2 separate regions of the Homo sapiens genome follow, and region 1 is linked to region 2. The links are chromatin contacts, found by Hi-C or POLR2A ChIA-PET in ENCODE. All regions are on one chromosome and are shown on one strand. Each heading gives the region's core, a stretch centred on a gene start or an enhancer-like site at or near the end of the contact. The rest is flanking DNA. Distances are from core to core; before and after follow the strand shown.

The links. Hi-C counts contacts between places; a loop is a spot of excess contacts on that map. ChIA-PET counts read pairs that join two places held with the same protein, here RNA polymerase II (POLR2A).
Region 1: a map of lower leg skin shows a loop between it and region 2 (2.2-fold over the local background). The contact joins two enhancer-like sites. A Hi-C loop is called at or near these places in 2 of 168 maps with a recorded cell type or tissue (endothelial cell of hepatic sinusoid and lower leg skin). POLR2A ChIA-PET finds 5 or more read pairs at or near these places in 2 of 52 experiments (BJ and activated CD4-positive, alpha-beta T cell).

What each region holds. Positions count from the first base shown.
Region 1 is chr18:48,132,460-48,135,159 of GRCh38, forward strand. The region is part of intron 3 of ZBTB7C (zinc finger and BTB domain containing 7C); the gene reads right to left. Among named protein-coding and RNA genes, the nearest start is that of ZBTB7C-AS1, 29 kb to the right of the region's middle. Within about 2 kb of position 1,397, at least 8 of the 41 ENCODE cell types and tissues checked have a DNase peak (open chromatin) inside an H3K27ac peak, as active enhancers do.
Region 2 is chr18:48,072,105-48,074,804 of GRCh38, forward strand. The region is part of intron 3 of ZBTB7C (zinc finger and BTB domain containing 7C); the gene reads right to left. Among named protein-coding and RNA genes, the nearest start is that of ZBTB7C-AS1, 89 kb to the right of the region's middle. Within about 2 kb of position 1,330, at least 9 of the 41 ENCODE cell types and tissues checked have a DNase peak (open chromatin) inside an H3K27ac peak, as active enhancers do.

The sequences.
Region 1 (2,700 bases), core at 147-2,646, 60 kb after region 2:
TTGGAGTAATCAAGATACTATAAAACTGATTATGATAATGGTTACACAGCCCTGCAAATATGCTAAAAACCATTGAATTTACACTTTAAATGGGTGGATTATATGCTATGTGAATTATATCTCAATAAATTTTATTGACTGTTTTATTAAGAAAAACAGAAACAAAACAAACATTAGAAAAGTTTCTGTTGTTTAAGTTCTGCTTAATAGAGGCAGCCTCTGCTAGATTTCCCTAGGGCTTATGGATGGCAAGTGTCAACAGGAGCTGAGACCACTGTCATCTCTCCAGTGACCTCTTCCAGTGGCTCCAGAAAGACCAACGGACCAACCTGTTGTCTCCAGAAACAATTTAACAGAATTGTCAGCCAGACTCCACAGCCAAGAAAGCAATAGCCCTGCAGGTATGTGTACAACGCATATGTGTAGGCAGCACAGATTTTCCTGAAGGCCAAGTCCAGTTATATGATATCATTTGGGAGGGCCACATGTACATTTGCATCTGGTTTGCATCTAATTTGGAAAAGCCGACATAGATCATGTGCCGTATTATTAGGTAATTTTTCAAGTTTGGAGTCTCAGAGTTGCTCCACTCAATTTGTTCAGTGGATGGACTCAGTTATTGACTGATGAATTACAGCTTGCTCCGGGGTTCCTGGCCTAGGAGGGGCAGCCTGTGGTCATGCAAGCTTTCCTGTTCTGTGTTCCATGCACACACAAGCCAAGCTACCATTGTGGGGCAGCTCTTATCCCATGGGGGGAACCTCCTTCTCACTAGCTGGCCTCTGGCATGGAGGAGGGAGGTGCATGGGTGCGGATGAAGTGGAAGGAGGCCCACTCTAGCTGATCCCCTTCCAAGCAAGGCCTAGATGGAGGGGGCCTTCCAAATGGAACAAAAGGGAAAATGACAGAAGAGAGCAAGCATTTCTATTTATCTAAACACAGGATCAAGATGTACAGTGGGAAAGTGAAATTATGCTGCAATTTTGAAAGTCATCCACTGAAGATAAACTCTCCCTTCAAAGGAATTACTCATTTCACTCCATCATGATACCTCAGGGTCTATCAGTATTCAAATTTATTAAGCAATAACATGCAGAATGTATGATATAAAGGGCCTGTGTCATCACACATTCCCCACGCTATTTTTTTTTTTTTTTGCTAAGTCATGAGAAGTGCAGCAAGTTAAAAATCAAACAAAAATTAACAAGCACACACACACAAGATGGAAAATAAATCCTCCGTGGAAGTTACTATGAAGCAGGAGGCTTTAGAAAGGAAAAACACAATCTCTGACTAATATGAAGGAGACTCCAAATTGCTCTTGGCAACAATCTCTCAACCCGATTCCCCTCCCTCTATTCATCTCCACAGTTCCCAGCCAAAGGAAAATAAACTGAACAGCTCTCTCCCTGGCCCAACCTGTAGGGCTGCCTGGCTGAGCAAGGGCTGAGCAAACAAACATCCCCATGCAATTATACACCTGTGTAATTGCTGTAAACACTGGGATAGCCAGCTGGGTGCTCACGGCCCTTATCAAGCTGATAATCTCAATATTGGGGGAAAATGCCTTTATTCTGGCAGCACGACATCAAGGTAGTATGCAATATGATCTTGTGACCTCAAACCCAGGATTTTTTTTTTTTTTTTTTTTTAAGAAAAGGAAGTAGAAAAAAACTATTCTTCTAGCAGAAGTCGGTAACAATTCTGGGGAAAGAAAGTCCCAGAGCATCACTCAGATGGGTAATAGTTTCAAGGCAAGATTTATCAGTTCACCTTCCTCACAAAAGTGATAGTTAATTTTAGAGGTAGTTATCTTAAACCTATTACACCATTCAGGATGGAAGGAGAGTTAACAGGCCAAACGCCCCAGATTATTTATGGCTGCTCTGTCTCAAACATCCATCCAACACCATTCTATTAGGACAGATATGTCTGGTCAGCTAAAACGAAGGAGGACAGGATTCTCAGGAAATGGCATTGTAAGTGGAGATGTAAGTGGATGAAGGGTCTTTCAGTTGAGTCCTAAAACCGCCCCGGAAGGCCAAAGTGAGCTGCTCTGTGAACCATGTACGGTCTAGAGACTTGGGTTCTAGTCTTGGCTTTGCTACCAACAAGTCCTGTGAGTGTAGACAAGCTTCCCTCCCCAAAGGTAAGGGCAGGCGCTTGAAGCTAAACTCGAGTCCTATGAAAATGCCATCCTGGCCACTGAGGAAGTGGGCAGATGCATCAGCAGGGTGACACCCTGGGACAGTTCTCAGCCCGGCCAGCACTGATCCAGAGAGAGATGCCAGTACTCTCAGAGACTGTTTGGGCCTCTTCTTGTCATCTCCAGCTGGCATGTGCCAAAAGTGCAGACTCTTCGAAACCCACAACTGTAAACCCTAAATGAATAATCTGAACAGCAGGGGCTCAAACAGCTTCCTGGGCACTTGGGGCAGAGGCTGACTGTGCTGTGTGCATTCCACTGCATCCCCTTGAACCAGGGACAAGTCCTGGTGACTGCAGCATGGAGACTCCAGTCATTCTAACTTCCCCGCTCTTTCCTCTCCTTCCTTCTCCCTCTCCTCCTCTTCATCCAGGCCTCCTGCTGCTGCTTCTCAACAGCAATGCTTCCCAGGCTCCTTCCCAGGCTCCATCTCACTTCATCCAACCCTTTGAGGGTTGCACTATTACTATTACTATTACTATTCCCATTGACAG
Region 2 (2,700 bases), core at 80-2,579:
CAAGTGAATGTATGAATGAAGCATGAATGAATGAATGAATGAAGGCTGCATGGGATATGAGGAAAGCATTTGACCACTGGAACCCGACAGCCATGATTTCTAGCTGTGTGAAAGTGAGTTGACACTCTACTTCTCTGAATTTCAAGTCTGTCGTCTGTAAAATGGGGTAAGAAGACCCCAAACGGGGATAAAAATACCCATGCTACAAAAGGGAGTCAAGGGTTAAATGAGATAATGTATATGAAGCCTGGCGCTCAGGGCCAGGAGACTCCTCCGATCTCTCACCCTTTCCCCCTTCTCCCTGGGTGGCTGCATCCATTGGCCAGGTTGGCCTCAGGCGCCAACCCCAGCTCACCTTTCCCAGGTCGATCTGCAGCCTCCTTCCCATGTCCCACTCCTGAAGGAGGGCCGCCAGCTTCCTGCGACTCAACAGACAGACACAGGGGCAGGAGGCCAAGCTTCACAGTGTCTCCCCGGGGCGCTTGCAACAAGCAAACAAGCAAAGACTGAAATAGGGAAGGTAGAGTTTCACACTCTGTGGGAAGTTTGTGGCAGAGATATTTTTAGGAGGGGAGAAGGTGGGAGATATTTTTAGGATGGGATGCTTTTCCCATTGCTCCTCCAATCCCACCTCCCTGTGGGGAACCGAGGAAAGGTAGCATTAAGAGCCGCCTGTGATGAAGGAGGCAGCCGGCACTGCTGGGGAGAAGGCAGCCGCTCTCCGCTTCATCCTTGGGCTGGGACCCCAGATGTTTGACCCTGGCCAGCCCCTTGCTGGCCTTCCCGACAGAGCCACTTCCCTTTTGGGAGTGCAGCCTGGAGTTCCCTTCCCCCTCCAGGCCACAGCCCCACTCTCCCTTAGGATGACCTGAAAGGGAAGTTTATAAGAGGAAAAGGAATGAACGGGATCCTATTTAACAGCACATGCTGGGCGGAGGAACTTCCTGACAGGAACCAATGTGGAAACCAGGCCCAGTTTGGCCATGGAAAACTGGTTTGGCTCAGAACTGGCCAGAGTGGAGAGGAGACCTTGGGCAGCTGCACGTCGCAATTAAACTGGACTTGTCCGACTTCGCTTTCTTTCTTGTCCCCTCTAAGCAAGCAGACACTATAATAATCTGCACACCACAGGGGGTGTGCAGATTATTTTTTTAAGTCTAGGGGAAAGAAACCCCACCCTCATTTAGGTCACAGAGACATAAAGGGCTACTGGCTAGGCTCAGCAAATCAGGAACAGATGTAGGCAGCGGAGCAGGGCCAGGCGAGCAGAGCCGCTGCCACCAGGCGCCCAGCCTGAGTCACCCTGGCGGGGAGGGCGGGAGGTGGTGGGCAGGGGTGGCCGTCTTTATTTGTGGGCTTGGGTGTGGGGTGCAGGAAACAATGCAAACAGAAGAGTCCCCGGGGCTGGGACAGGCGCAGGGGTGCGGGCAGGTACGGACAGGCTCCCAGTGGCTGCTCTTCTGGGCCAAAGGATTAAAACAGGCCCTGAGTTTGAACAGGGAGAAGGCTCTGCTCCTCCCTCAGCCTCTTTCTCTCCTTCCCCTGCCCTCCCTCTCCCCCCACCCAAGAAGACCTTATTTCCAGGGCTGAGTCTGGCTGTGGCTGGCCGGCTGGCCTCCGCCCTGGCTCCCCAACCCCTCTCTTTAAGGGCCAGGCTGTCCTGTGGCTGGCAGCTGGCAGGAGAGGCCTGGGGTGGACGTTTCAGCCCTTGCTCCCCGAGTTTCTGCACAAAGCCCTATCCTCTCTCCTCAGTTCTCCCTTTTCTCTCCTCACTCTGATTTGTCTCCTGTAGACCCCCAAAGAAATATTAGCTTCTCAGGGCAAAGGCCCTGTCCCTGCCCCTCAGGCCCCAGCCAGGCCTGCAGTGGGTATTCAGTCCTCATTATGACTTTCTCGAAAAGAAAAATTTCTTTTTTTTTTTTTTTTTCAGACGGAGTCTCGTTCTGTCACCCAGGCTGGAGTGCAGTGGCACAATCTCAGCTCACTGCAACCTCCACTTCCCAGGTTCAAGCAATTCTCCTGTCTCAGCCTCCTGAGTAGCTGGGATTACAGACGCATGCCACCACGCCTAGCTAATTTTTCCATTTTTAGTAGAGACGGGGTTTCACCATATTGGTCAGGCTGGTCTTGAACTCCTGATCTCAGGTGATCTGCCTGCCTCGGCCTCCCAAAGTGCTGGGATTACAGATGTGAGCCACCACGCCCGGCCCATTATGACCTTTTCTAAGGTCACCCTCCATCTGGGGGGCAGTCATTCCTGAGATATCGCTTTTTCCTTCATATAACACAGCCCCTTGCACATGAGAAGCAGGGACCTCCTCTGTCTCCATGGCCCTCTGGCCTGGTACACAGTAGGTGCTCAGCAGACGACTGTCATAGGAATGGATGAGCACCACTGGGCACCAAGGGAACCATCAGAGAGAGCCCAGCAGCTCAGAACCGCACAGCCCTGTGTGGGCAGCTGTGTGCTGAGGCTGCTTCCTTGCACCTTTCTTGTATGGAGAGGAAGGCTTTCATGATACCCTCAGACCAATTGCAGACAGCACTCTGGAACAGAGTAATCTGGTGTTTCCAGCCCCTACAAACTCTCCAGTGACAGGATGAAGAGAAAAGTAAGGGCCTCTTCTCAAAGGTGCTCTCTATGGCCGAGCAGAGAAAACAGAATCAAAGCAGTTTTTAGCTGGACGGTTCCAGCCTGGC